Regions from separate parts of the Homo sapiens genome. Here region 2 is linked to region 1. Evidence: chromatin contacts called from ENCODE Hi-C data. All regions are on one chromosome and are shown on one strand. Each heading gives the region's core, a stretch centred on a gene start or an enhancer-like site at or near the end of the contact. The rest is flanking DNA. Distances are from core to core; before and after follow the strand shown. Region 1 holds the start of ZNF230-DT (ZNF230 divergent transcript). Region 2 holds the start of ZNF576 (zinc finger protein 576).

The links. A loop is a pair of places that touch in the nucleus more often than their neighbours do. Pooled maps may share reads with other maps.
Region 2: a loop to region 1 is called in a map with no recorded cell type, with 14 times the contacts of the local background. The contact joins the promoter of ZNF576 here to the promoter of ZNF230-DT in region 1. A Hi-C loop is called at or near these places in 2 of 37 single-sample maps with no recorded cell type and 8 of 50 pooled maps.

The regions. Positions count from the first base shown.
Region 1 is chr19:43,999,002-44,006,256 of GRCh38, forward strand. It overlaps ZNF230-DT (ZNF230 divergent transcript), which reads right to left and starts at 3,869. Exons shown (of 3, transcript NR_110727.1): 1 at 3,264-3,869; 2 at 1-231. It overlaps ZNF230 (zinc finger protein 230), which reads left to right and starts at 3,956. Exons shown (of 5, transcript NM_006300.4): 1 at 3,956-4,106. RefSeq lists an enhancer at 3,719-4,228.
Region 2 is chr19:43,592,794-43,600,048 of GRCh38, forward strand. ZNF576 (zinc finger protein 576) reads left to right here and starts at 3,802. Exons shown (of 3, transcript NM_001145347.2): 1 at 3,802-3,950; 2 at 4,301-4,400; 3 at 6,038-7,255. The coding sequence starts at 4,316. The coding sequence ends at 6,465. IRGQ (immunity related GTPase Q) reads right to left here and starts at 3,341. Exons shown (of 3, transcript NM_001007561.3): 1 at 3,189-3,341; 2 at 2,016-2,547; 3 at 1-574. The coding sequence starts at 2,545. RefSeq lists enhancers at 1,965-2,761, 2,947-3,016, 3,417-3,836.

The DNA of each region.
Region 1 (7,255 bases), core at 2,619-5,118:
ATGTGCTTCATTCAGGCCTCAAGTCTTCAACTTCAGAATGTCCACATTGGAGAGAAGCCTCAGTAATGTGTGTAATAAAGTCTTTACTCAGTTTTCATGACTACAGTCTCACCTAAGCATTCACAAAGGGGAGAAACATTAAAATATGAGGCACATAGAAAGCAGTTCCTTTTGAGTTTGTATCTTGTAATTTATCACAGAATCCATGCTGATGATACATTTCATCCAGTCCTGTAGGAGAAAAAACATTTAAGTTAAAGCCTGTTTCAGCCATAGCTCAGCATACCCCAGTGGTCCTGGGACTGTCACAGTGGAGAACCCTTGTAAGTTGTGCAGTAGGGCTTCAAACAAAAGTTTGACAGTTACAGTTATTCAGGAGACAGACCTTAAGAGTTCATTCATGCATTTACAAAACGAATCATGAACATATCAAAGTTGATTACCACTAGAATGTCAGTGACATGTGTTTTCTGCTGCATCTTCACAACTTTAACACTGATTATCACTTTGTGTTCACTATGTGTTAAATGAATTAAAAGGAGCAAACGCGATGTTTTTAAATTGTATCTAAGAGAGGAAATCTACAAATAATTCAGGGACACCTGAGTTGAAATGCAGAGTACACTAAATACTGCAGTTCACAGCATTATTTTGATAATATCTGTTCACACTTGGTTCCTGTCTTCCCCTCCTCCTCTATTCCGAAGTTGCATTCTTAGTATTTGTGGCTTTGTGTAGTGTTCCATTGGTTGAATACAATATAAATTCAACAATAATTTGTAATTTTTCTCACACTACAGGCTGAAAACGTTGTAATAAATTCAATAAAACATCTTAATAAATTCAAAAGTTTAATACCATAAAAGTCTTTTCCAATTATAATCTAGATCACAAAAGCTGAAATTCAATCACATCATGAAAAGTGGAAAATTCACAAGTATGTGGAAACTAAACACACTCTTTATATATATATGTGTATATATATGTATGTATATATATGTATATGTATGTGTATATATATGTATGTATATATATGTATATATGTATGTGTGTGTGTATATATATATATATATATATATATATATATATATATATATACCCACCCTGTGTCCAAGTGTTCTCATTGTTCAATTCCCACCTATGAGTGAGAACATGCGGTGTTTGGTTTTCTGTCCTTGTGATAGTTTGCTCAGAATGATGGTTTCCAGCTTCATCCATGTCCATACAAAGGACATGAACCCATCTTTTTTAATGGCTGCATAGTATTCCATGGTGTATATGTGCCACATTTTCTTAATCCAGTCTATCATTGGTGGACATTTGGGTTGGTTCCAAGTCTTTGCTATTGTGAATAGTGCCACAATAAACATACGTGTGCATGCAGCACACTCTTAAATAATATGTCAGAGTACATCAGGAGTGAAATTAGGAAATACCTTAGACAACTGAAAATGAAAACAATGGCCAAAACTTTTGGAATGAGGCAAAAGCAGTAGGAGGAGGGAAATTTATATCTGTAAATGCTTATATTAAAGAAGAAAGATCTGACATCCACAGCCTAATTTTATTTTCATGAACTAGAAAAGGAGAATCTTACAGAAAGTGATTAGGAGGGAAATAATAAAGATTAAAGTATTAATAAATAAAATACAGAAGAAGAATACAAAGAAAATCAACCAAACCAAGAGTTGATTATTCTGAAAGACTAACAAAATTGTGAAAACTTTAGCAGGACTGACTAAAAAAGACTCAAGTAACTAAAAGTGGGGACATTATTACCCATTTTTACAGAGGTGAGCCACAGCGCCCAGCTTCATTTTTGTATAAGGTGTAAGGAAGGGGACCAGTTTCAATCTTCTGCATATGGCTAGCCAGTTATCCCAGCAGCACTTATTGAATAGGGAGTCCTTTCCCTGTTGTTTTTGTCAGTGTCATCAATGGCATGGTTTGGATGTGTCCCCACCCAAATCTCAGCTTGAATTGTATCTCCCAGAATTCCCACATGTGGGAGGGACACCACAGAAAGTCAGAATTATTAATTAAAAGGGAAACAGAACTAAGAATTTTAAAAATTCACAGCCTATCTACTTTGGAAAAAAAAATTAGAAAACCTGTTCTGGATAAAACAACGGTAGAGATAAGCAACTGATTTAGGAGATTAGTTTGGATTGGTCATGTCAACAGAAGCCAGGACCTGCTGTCCATTAACACTGGAAGAATGACCCCAAAGGCATCTAGGAGATCATAGAGGCTGCTCCTCCCAACACAGACCCAGAGTGCACGGACCTGGGAAGCAGAAGGGACCTTTGATGCCAAGTGCCCCTAACCTTTTAGGCTCAGTTCCCTGCATGCTACGATTGAGTGTGTCAATACATCTTATCTTTCGGGAAGGCAGAGTAGATCAAGGATACAGCTATAACTGGCATATGAATAGTGATCACTCAATTTTCAGAGAGCGGATGTTTGGCATCAAAAGTTTGGCACAGTCACCTTATTTTTGTGTCTAAACAAAATTTTGAAAAGTTTTTAGTTTAGAAAAATAGGTAAACAGTAGACTCCATTTTTTTTAAAAAGAAGAATATTGGTTTATAGGCCAATGTATGTTTATAGGGAGAAAAAAAGTTACCTTCAAAAGAGCAGGTTTTTAGATGAATTGTTTCCTAATTTAGCTTTATACTGTTATTATTTTTTAACCAATGCCAGTTTTTAAATTGCTAACTATAATAAAGAAATTATGTTTCACCAAGAAATAAGAAGAAACTTAAAAAAAAAAATCTTTAATTATTGAGGTATCTGTTGCCTAGGCTGGAGGGCAGTGGTGGCATCATAGCTCACTGCAGCCTCAATCAAACTCCTGGGCTTCAGCAATCCTCCCACCTCAGCCTCCTGAGTACTTGGAACTTGTAGTCCCAAGATCAGGCCACCATGCCTGGCCAGTTAAAAAAAAATTTTTATAGAGACGAAGTCTCCCTGTATTTCCCTGTCTGGTCTCCAATTCCTGAGCTCAAGGGAACGTCCTGCCCTGGCCTCCCAAAGGGTTGGCATTACAGGTTTGAGCCACTGCGCTTGGCCAGGAAGAAAACTCTTTATAAGACATGCTCCTTCACCTATAGAATCCTCCCGTTTTACTGCATTTACAATCTCAATGTAAGATTGATACCAATGCCTAGCTCTTCATCAGTCATTATTGCTCTGAGGTACTGAGCAATTCACTACATTCGCTGAAATTTGATGTTTCTACATCTAAGGAGAAATATGAATACCATGAAAAGTTTATGGGAAGATAGCTATTCCATGACGACACCGCTTCTCCACTAGTAGCTGTGATCTTAAATGGGGGTGGCTTTTCCTGCCAAACCAGTGGTCCCACAGCTTCTGGAGTAGGGGCTGGTGTCTTCCTGCTCCTCATTGCCCCTGCCAAACCATTCCACCTGGCTCATCCTTTAAACCGTTAGTTTTAACCTCCCATCGTCAGATTATCCTAATCCTTGAAGATTTTATCTCCTCGTTTGTTCTCTTCCCAATAACACTCCTGTCATCGTGGGAGGCGTTTAGACTTCAGGAATTCCTGTCTATACACTATTTTCGCTCAAAGACTCAGGAAGAGAGACGGACGACTCACAGGGTCACAGTCCACATTCCCCACCAGGCGCTCAGAGATATGGAATACGTTCCCGGTGGGCACTGCGGTGTGTGTAGTCAAGGACCACCGCGGAGTCCAACGCTTCCCGCTGAAGAGTGAGATTATAGACATTTTCCTTTGGCATTGGAGGAAGCGGAGTCCAGACACACTCTGAGTCGCGGGCAAGTTGGCTCAGGCGGGTGGACGAGTGAATTCTGGGAACTGTAGTCCATCAACTTCATGGAATGGCGGACCCTTTGGCTCAAGCAGTTGAACCGGGGAATTCTGGGAAGTGGAGTCCAGACGCTCTGTGGAGACGCGAGCACTTCCGGTGTGTGAGCCTGCGGTTGCTACATAACCGCGTAGTTTGAGCCATTTCTGCGTCTGGCGGGTCCTTCTGAACTTGTCACCTTCGCTTGGGGTCGCAACGACCCGATGATCGATGATCCAAGCAAGGGAAAAGAAGCCTTGGCGGAGAGCGGAGGTTTGGTGGGGGCGGGGAATGGGGTTTTTTTCCCGTCCACGGAAGCTTTCTGGGATGGGGGTGCTGTGCTCGCATCCCGGGGGTTGGAATTGGCGGGGTCCTCTGTGCCCTGCTGTGAGCGTTTCCAGGACTTTGACCTCGCTCAGCCTGCCTCTCTCCACCCTACCTGTGCGACCGCTTTCTCGCAGTGTGACGTGGAGTGTTACTCAATGTCCTTATACTTTCCATTGCTGTTTTTGGTAATGGGGACATTAGAACCATCCTAGTAGAATCGTTTTTGGGAACTGAAAGAGATAACGCAAATGAGAACCTTAAAGCAGTCCCTGTCACTTGGTGACTGGTGGTCTCTTGTTAACTTCCCGAAGAGGTCAGGTCCCCGGGTGGAGTCATAGCTTCAGCTGCAGGGGCCCTGGTCCTTCTCCCTAATCCCTGCAGGACGCTGGATGATCCCGGGAGGCCTTCTGACCTCTTTTTAGGAAAGCGAGTTGCGTCCGCTTCCACGAAGGGCGGGGAGCATTTAACTTTTATGGGGGACCGCGATGCAGTCAGGGTATTTCACAACTTTCGCCTTCCCCAGCCTGACCTTTCTAAAAGAGCTGCAGGGAGGGGACTTCTTGGCTACTGAGGGCAAATCTCTATGTGATTGGTCCTTGGCTTTTTTCCTTTATAGAGATGTTCACCCAACCGAGAGTGTGTCCTCGGGAATGGGTGTTGATAATCATTAAGCCGTAATTGGTAACTTCATTCTAAGTGCTTTATACAAATAAATTTAGGCCACACTGTGGCTCTGTGAAGTATTGCTTTTCTTTGTTTTAAAAATGAGAGTGAGACACAGGGTGCATAGCAGCCAACTAGTGAGAGGTAGAGCTGGGGTTGGCACCTAGGCAGTCCAGGTCAGAGCCTGAGTTGATCACCTCTTGGATACATTCTCATTGAGGCAGAGGAACTAGCTGGACTCGTAGGGAAAGCAAGTTAGGACCTGATTGAAAGGACGTTGAGAGCAAGGCTCGTGGGCTTGGACGTCTAGGAATTTTTAAAAATTTCTCAACTATTTTGTTTCATGTTTTCCAAGTATTTCGTACTGTTGTGGAACTGTATCATTGTGGAAAAGTCTGAAATAGGAGAAATGAGAGTAGAAAAAGTTTTTTAATTACCCATGTATCCAAGATGTAAAGGTAGTAACTGTTAAGCTTCTAATTGATTTCTTTTGTCTTTCTTTGTGTCTACTTCTATATTTGTTGATAAACATTTTTTTAAAAATTGTTATATTTTAATGTGTTTTCCCATATGTCTTTTAACTATAGAAAATTTTAAATATTGCTAATAGAGACTAAACTAGTGAGGCTGGTTGTGGTGGCTCATGCCTATAATCCCAGCACTTTGGGAGGCCAAGGCAGGTGGATCACTTGAGGTCAGTAGTTTGAGACCAGCCTGGCCAACATGGTGAAACCCCATCTCTACCAAAAATACAAATATTAGCCGGGCGTGATGGCACGTGCCTGTAGTCCCAGCTACTCTAGAGGCTGAGGCAGGAGAATTGCTTAAACCCGGGAGGTGGAGGTTGCAGTGAGCCAAGATCACGCCACTGCACTCCAGCCTGGGCAACAGAGTGAGACTCAAAAAAAAAAAAAAAAAAAAGAATAAACTAGTGAACTGCCATATTATATAATGCTCAATTTTATTATTCCCATTATCCTTATGACTATTTCCTGATATCTAAAATATTTTTGCTGGGCGCGGTGGCTCACGCCTGTAATCCCAGCACTTTGGGAGGCCGAGGCGGGTGGATCACGAGGTCAGGAGATCGAGACCATCCTGGCCAACATGGTGAAACCCCATCTCTACTAAAAAAAAAAATACAAAAAATTAGCTGGGCATGGTGGCAGGCAGTTGTGGTCCCAGCTACTCCAGAGGCTGAGGCAGGAGAAAGGCGTGAGCCCGGGAGGCGGAGCTTGCAGTGAGCGAGATCGCGCCACTGCACTCCAGCCTGGGCTAGGGAGCGAGACTCTGTCTCAAAAAAAAAAAAATTAAAAACTAAAAACAAAATAAAATATTTTCATCTTTATATCATTTAAAAGCTATAGAAAAGTTGCAAAAATAGTATAAGGAGTTCTCATACTCTATCCAAATTTGCCAATTGTTTACATTTTTCCTGGTTGCTTTGTTGATGACCATCAGCCAAATACCACCAGGAACATAACTAACCAGAGACAGCTGATTATGGCTTTCTGCAGCAAGGAAGCCCACATACCATGGTAAATGTGGGGTGTGTTGGTAAGAGGTATTTAAGAAGGGATGGTATAGGGTTTCACATAACATGCTAGATAATATTAGATATTAAATAATATTGTTATCTATTACATATCAGATCTGTTAAAAGACTACTAGTAGTTGTAGTGTTACTCATTAGATAGTGTTGAATAGCATATTACCTAACATCCTGTTATCTAATCTGTAGTTACATATTTAAATTTGTTCAGTTTTTCATTTAAAGTCCTATGCCAGGCACAGTGGCTCATGCCTGTAATCCCAGCATTTTGGGAGGCAACGGCGGGTGGATCTCCTGAGGTCAGGAGTTCGAGACCAGCCTGGCCAACATGGTGACACCTTGTCTCTACTAAAAATATTTTTAAAAGCCGGGTGTGGTGGCATGCTCCTGTAATCCCTGCTACTTGGGAGGCTAAGGCAAGAGAATCACCTGAACCCAGCAGGCGGAGGTTGCAGTGAGCTGAGATCGCGCCACTGCACTCCAGCATGGGTGACAGAGCGAGACTCTGTCTCAAAAAATAAAAAAATAAAGTCCTTATGACTGTGTCCCCTACCCCACCCTTCACCTGCAATGCCATTCAAAGTCCAGTTTATGCATTGTCTTTAGTTGTCACATTCCACAGTTTCTTTAGTCTAGAAAGATTCCACAGTCTTTGTCTTTTATAAACATGGTGGTTTTTTTTTTAATAGGAAAGTTATTTTGGAGAAAGATGTTCATTTGGAGTTTGATATATTTCATGTTTAGTTTCAGATTATGTATTGTTGGTAAGGATATTGCACAAGTGATGAGGTTTCCTCTTTATTGCAACATAACAGGGTTCACATGATGTGGTTTGTCCCTTCACTGGTGATCTCAACTGTGTTCACTTGGCCAAGATGAT
Region 2 (7,255 bases), core at 2,552-5,051, 410 kb before region 1:
CTTACTGAGTGCATTCTCCAATCCCCCTCCACCTGCGTTCTTTAAGCTCTCGCCCTTGGGATTCTCCATCTTGCCTTCTCCCAGACACTCCGGATCCTCGCCCTCGCCGTCTGTGCGCACGCAGACAAGAGGCGCATCTGGTAGCAGCAAGGCCTGGACCTGGGCCCAGTCCTTCTCAGTGGGGGCCCCAGGGGTGACGAGGATGAGGGCGTCGTAGTGCGTTGGGTGAGAGGCGGCGGCCGCGGTGGTGGCAGTGCCCGTGTGGCCCAGAGGCACGGTCCAGAGCACCACATTCGGGCGCTCTGGGGCTGGGAAGGGAGTGGGTGCTGTGGGGACCGAAGCAGGCGCAGCGCCTGGGTCGCCAGGATCCAATCCAAGCAGCATGTCCACCACAAGGCCCACGTCAGCCTTGCCAGCCACGGCCAGGTCTAGCCGTGCGCTGCCCAGGCGCTCCAGGCCTGAGCGCACCCACGACAGCGCAGCCTCAAGGCCGCCGGTCTCAAAGGCCTCACGCACAGCCTCTAGCTCTGCTGCACCCAACACCTCGAAGCCATCCTGCGCCGGTGGCAGGAGCCTGTGGGGACAAGAAGGGACAGGGTCAAAGGTAGAAGAGGGGCTGGGTGACATGGACTGGGCTATGATGACAAGGGCAGAGCTTTCCTAATGATCCCAGAATGGGGCAGGGGTAGGAAAGGGAAGGGCCAGACTGATGGCACAGCAAATAGAAACCAGATAGGGAGAGGCAGTGATGATATGGGTGGGGCTTCAAGCAATAATGGAGTCTTGATTATTGGACGGGTGGACATAAGGTCAGGTTTCCCACCCCAGCCTAAAATGGGGATTGGGCTAAAACTTCCATGGAATACAGTATTTGGGGGCGGGGTTTTTCCAAGGGTCGGCTGTGCTGGGTGGGACAAAGCTCACAGAGGGTGGGGCCTAGAACAAAGAATCGCAACTGTATTGTGGCCTAAACACAAGTCCAGCACTATTTGAGACAAGGTCCCCAAGGGCACTCTTTTCAGGGGCTGGGCCTAAGGAGGGTCAGTGAGGGGAGAAATCTCATCTACCAGTTCTTACCAAGGGGGAGTGGCTAAGGTGACTCCCGGGCAGGTGAGGCTAAGGAAAAAAGATGACAGTGTACTGGGACAAGGGACTGTCCCTCTCTGAGCCTCGTTTTAAAGTCTTTAAAATGAGGAGGCTGGCAGGTGGTAGAGCAAATCCAGGAGGTAGCCAGCAAGTGGGCACAGAAACAAGAGGGAGCTGGAGAAAGGAGGTAGATGAGGATGCCCCAAAATAATAAAGCTCATTGCGGGTGTGGCTTTAGGTGCTTGAAAACAAAACTGATGGTGGGGAGGGCTCAAAGATTAGAGTTTTCAGGTAAAATCTTCCAGGGGGCTGGGCAGAGAGTCTCACGACTGTAATCCCAGCACTTTGGGAGGCCAAGGAGGGTGGATCACCTTGGTGGGGGCAGGGCCTGGAAAAAGGAGCCTCAGGGCCCCAGCAGATAAAGTGTTAAGCCTTTCCCTTTTAATTCTAGGGCTTTGGGAAGCCTGGGTGGGGGCATGGCTTGAGGCCAAGAGTTCAAGACCAGCCTGGGGAAACAGTGAGATGCTGTTTTGCAGCCTGTAGTATTAGCTACTCTGGAGGCTGAGGCAGGAGGATCATTTGAGCCCAGGAGGTGGAGGCCGTCAGTGAGCTAGGATCGCGGCACTGCACTCCAGCCTGGGCGACAGAGTGAGAACCTGTCTCAAAAAAAAAGGCCGGGTGTGGTGGTTCACGCCTGTAATCCTAGCACTTTGGGAGGCTGAGGCGGGAGTATTGCTTAAGGCCAGGAGTTCAAATTCAACCTAGCCAACATAGCGAGACCCTGTCTCTCAGGAAAAAAAAAAAAATAATAATAATAGAGCTAAGCCTTGCCCCAAACTCACTGGGGGAGGGATCTCATGGACCTCCATGGTCGCACCTAGGTGCCTAGGGTCTCGACTAACGGACCCAGCCAGAAAGCCGGCACTCACCTCCGCAGCGCTTCTGCCTGGCTCTGCAGCGCCGCCCGGAGGCGCTCTAGCTCCTCGCAGCCGTCGCTGCTGCCGCAGTTCGCCGGTAGCACAAACAGATCCGCAGCTCCTAACCCCGCGCTGTTCAGCAGAGCTGCTGTCTGATCACGGGCCTGGGCGGCAGTCTGTGAATCCCCAGGACGGAGGTTCCGCACAGCCAGTAGCGGGGTCCCTCGGGCCAGGGCGGCCAGCGCTGCCTCTCCCAGGGCTGGAGCCAACGGTTCCCCGTTCCCCTCGGGTCCGGGCAGCACCAGTACCAGCACGTTGGCTTCCGCCGCCCAGGGCCCCGGCGCTGCGGGTGGGCAGCTCAGCTCGCCCAGAAAAAGGCCTGGGCCCGCAGCTCTTAGGCTGGGAACCCCGGAGTCCGGCCGTCCCTCGGGGGCCTCGAGCGTCTCCACATCCTTGTCGCACAGCGCTGCGATCAGCGCGGACTTCCCCAAGCCCGGAGGCCCCAGGAACAAGGCGGTCACGTCACCCTGCGGCGGAGGCATGGCTGGAAAGCAACGGGTAGAGAAGACCTGGGTCAGGGAGCACCTAGCCTTTTCCTTTCCTAGCCGCCCCACTCGGAACCCAGGCCTCAGTCCTTCACCCTGTCCCCTTCGGTTCTTGAGTGTCACTCTCCAGGACCTAAAAAATCCAGAGCCCAGACCCTATTCCCCCAGAATCCCAGGCGTCCTGTCTGTCCGCCCTCCCTCTAGATGGAAACGTTTCCCTTTCTGCTTCAAAAACTCTGAAATCAGGCGCGGTGGCTCATGCCTGTAATCCCAGTGCTTTGGGAGGCCGAGGCCGGAGGATCGCTTGAGGCCAGGAATTCGAGACCAGCCTGGCCAACATGTGGGGGGACTCTCTGGTAGAGTCTCCGTCTCGATAAAAAATAAAATTTAGCCGGGCATGGTGGTGTGCGCCTGTAGCCCCAGCTACTCGGAAGGCTGCGGCGGGAGGATCGCTTGAGCCCAGGACTTGGAGGCTGCAGTGGGCCGTGATCACACCACCGCACTCCAGCCCAGGCGACAGAGCAAGACCCTCTCTGAAAAATAAATAAAAATAAAACCTCAGAAATCTGGCTTCCAGTCCCTCCTCCCTCGGACACATTGTTATTTTCATCTTTCCCCTTCCCCCTTCCAAATCACCAACCGAGCAAAAAGCCGACCCACGGGAGAGAGCGCAGTCGGTGGCAGTAGGTCAGCAGCTGAGAAGCCCGGCCCCTGGGCCGCGGCGGACGGAGGCCGAAGAGGCCAGGGAGCGGTGATTTAGAGATGCCGGGACCCGTCCCGGTAGCTTTAACCTGACGTCACTCCCTCTCCCAAGGGGGTGTGTCTTGGAAGGCCGACAGCAGAGACCCAGCCCTTCGCCGCGCCTGCGCAGAACGGCCGAAGTGTGCACGCCCCTCTTTGGCGGCCTCAGGGCCTAGAACAATGAATGAGTCAACGCGCCTGCGCGCCACGAGAGCCTACCCACGCATGCGCAAAAGGCTTAGCTAGCTAAGCCGCGGGAGGCTGAACGTCATCAAACGCGCCATAGGGCAGAGAAGGACCCCTCCCGTTATTTTGAGGACCGGGCTGGTGCGACTATACTACTGCCGGATGGCAAATCCGGGATCTCGGCTCCGAGAGGCTCATCTGGCAAAAGGGCGCGGAAACCACGGGGGCCCTGAGACTGAGTGGTCCCTATCCCACTTCTCTCTGGGGCGGCGCTGTAGCCAGCGGCTGACAGGCGCAGCGAAAGGCAGCCCTCTGCTGTAAGGAGGAAAACTGAGGCCTGGGAGCAGGAACCTGTAGGCAGCGCTTGAGGGTAGCGGGATAGCAGCTGCAAGCGCGCGTGGGAGGCGGGGGCTCTGGGCGGAACAAAAATCACAGGATGTCAGAGGATGTTTCCCGGGAAGAACTGGGATAAAGGGTGGGTATCACTACCTGCCCCAAGACACTTGAGATTGGGATGACGCTGGTGTCAAAGATCAAGGCTTCCACGCTGAGTTCAGGGAGTTAGTTTGATGCAGCAGGTCATAGGTCACACCAGTGAGAAGACTCTAGGGGAGTCCCAAACCCAGGAAATCCAGTCCTTTGGGAGGTTTGAAGCTTCTTTTAGCAAGAACTCCATCAATTAGAGTTCAAGGAGATAGTATGTCGTAGGGGTCAAAGGCAGGCAAGGAGAGCCTCTGGCGATGTCAAAGGTCATAGACTTAGGGTGCCCTCTAAGACTGGTAACAGATGAACAGCTTCACTTATGCACGCTCCTCTCCTGACTAGAAGGGTCCCAGCACCATGGAGGACCCGAACCCTGAAGAGAACATGAAGCAGCAGGATTCACCCAAGGAGAGAAGTCCCCAGAGCCCAGGAGGCAACATCTGTGAGTACACATGGCTGGCGGGCTAGAGGAGGGTGGGGTGCAGGAGCTGATGCTAAGATCTCTGTGGCACTTCGGTGTCCAAGGCGCCACAGAGTTTTGCCTGTTGAGAAGGGGCTGTAATGGTCCCTGAGCTGCTCTAGCAGGAAGTGCATCTCCTCACACCAGCTTATGTGGCCAGAGTACTCACCCTCCTCTGGCCACATAAGCAGGATTGCAATGCTTATGCATTCAGAGGGATAGGGTGGCTTCCAGGAGAGGCTTGGGTTGGAGATGTGGCTGGGAATGGTTCTATTGGGAGAGAAACCCCAAGATTCTGGTCCCAACTCTGCCCTAGACTTTCAGTGTAACTTGGGCCTTGGTTTCCTTGACTGTCAAAAGAGGGTGGTACTTCCCACCTCACAGGGTGGGTATGGGATTAACTGCAGCAAAGGGGAAAGCTAGGGGTTAATGATGGTAGCCAGTTTGACATGTAATAGCAACACCTCCTGCTCAGTGTTTTATTATGAGCTAGGTGTATTTATTCTCATATTATGAACCATTTTAACATTCATTATCTCATTGAGTCCTTCTAATAATAGGCCCTTTAAACTGGGAACTGAGGCAGAGAGAGGTATTTGTAACAAGAGCTGTAGTCTCAATGCCCTTGAGCCAGAGACTACCAGGAACACACCTGCAGTTGAACACGTTGGGTTTCTCACTGCAATGAACACAGACCATGGGGGGACTGTGGGGTGTCTCACTAAGAATGGTAAAAACGACACAGGATTTGGGCTTGTGGGTGGTGATTTTGGGGAAGGTTCAAGCAAAATTGTTTTGCTCTGGATTGGATGCTACCAGGAAGCAGGGGCAATTCTATGATTGGCTATCGTAATAAATCTTACCCAGAAGGAGGAAGGAAGGAGGCGAGGCTCAAGCTCTGACTGATAAAGCAGCAGCAGACATTCACATTAGCCAGGATAGGAGGATGTTTGGTCATTTTTCTGCTTGGACAGTATTCATATTTTGTCTGTGCTCAGACATTATGATGATGTAGTCTTGTCTTGATTCATTTTAGTCACAGCGTGGCCTTGTCTGTCCTTGATATTCTGTGAAAATTTATGTTCAACAGAACACCAAGGTCTAGCTGTGAGTACCAGGCCAGATCCTGGATGTCGGGCTGGATTTCTCTGTATCATTAGTCATAATTGCAAATGACTGTACAGCAATTCATTTATTCCTTCCAACGGTCCTATGGAGTAGATACTGTTATTAGCCCATTTTCCAGATAAGGAAACTGGTGTAATTGCCTAGGAAGTGGTGGAGGTGAGATTCAATCCCAAGCAGTCTGGCTCCAAAGGCTGTGCTGTAATCACCATACCCCTCTGTTGGGCAGGCTGACTCTCTGGGTTCCAACCCTGGCTCCACCATTTCCTTTCCTAGCCTCATGACTATGGGCAACTTGCCTAACCTCTTTGAATCTCAGTTTGCTCATCCATAAAATAGGTGCAAGAACAGTTCTCCTGTTTGGTTGTCCAGCATTAGCATAGAACCTAGCACATAACACATTCAATGTTAATTGTTGGTGTGATTCTGGGGTTCAGGAAGAGGTCTTGGAGACTCCTGCTGGCCTCCCCTGACCTCTCCCCCACATTCCTCAGGCCACCTGGGGGCCCCGAAGTGCACCCGCTGCCTCATCACCTTCGCAGATTCCAAGTTCCAGGAGCGTCACATGAAGCGGGAGCACCCAGCGGACTTCGTGGCCCAGAAGCTGCAGGGGGTCCTCTTCATCTGCTTCACCTGCGCCCGCTCCTTCCCCTCCTCCAAAGCCCTAATCACCCACCAGCGCAGCCACGGTCCAGCCGCCAAGCCCACCCTGCCGGTTGCAACCACTACTGCCCAGCCCACCTTCCCTTGTCCTGACTGTGGCAAGACCTTTGGGCAGGCTGTTTCTCTGAGGCGGCACCGCCAGATGCATGAGGTCCGTGCCCCTCCTGGCACCTTCGCCTGCACAGAGTGCGGTCAGGACTTTGCTCAGGAAGCAGGGCTGCATCAACACTACATTCGGCATGCCCGGGGGGAGCTCTGAGTGCAGCTTAAGCCTCTCCACGGTGACGGGTGGCTCTGTGGCTGGTAGGACTCACCCATGATATGGGGTGCAGGAACTCTGGGGGCCCTGAAGGATTTGCTTCCCTCCCCTGGGAAGGCAGAGGGCTCTTAATAAAGAGGACCCAGAAGATTCTTATTTAGAGCTTCAGTCTTTGGAGCACACAGGGCCTTCGTGAGACAGTGAAATCAGATAATAATGAGATCTTTTGTTAAAAAAAAAAAATGGGAAGGGAGTGCGGGAGAGAAATGGTTTGTGTCTCCCTTATTCCCAGTTAAATACCTAGCTGCAGATTGTGCCATCACCCTTCATTCTTCCCAGATGGATGCCATGGGCTATGGGAGCAAATTGCCCTGGACCTTTGCCTGAATGGGGGCAGGAAAGGTGAGGTGTTGCTGGCCTGTAATGCCACCAGGTGAGTTCCAGATGTGGAGCAACTTGGGCTTTTGGGGATGGGGCAGCAAAGTTGGGAGCTGGACCCCAATTGAGTGGGGGTAGCAATTGGAGTCCTTGTGTCTCTTTTCCACCCCCTGCCATCCTCACTTAGAGGGGCCATGGCACTAGATGGCACTAGTCCCCCGATAATTTATGTCTCGTTGAAATAATTTTGTATATCATTCTAGTCCTGAAATATTTTTTTCATATGTGTAGGTGAAATGGTATGAATAAGCTAACAGGAATAGTATCTAAAAACAGAAAACATCCATATTAAAATGTCTAAACAGGGAGCTCTGGCTTTTGAGTGGGAATTTCCAGAGAACATAAGGGTGTG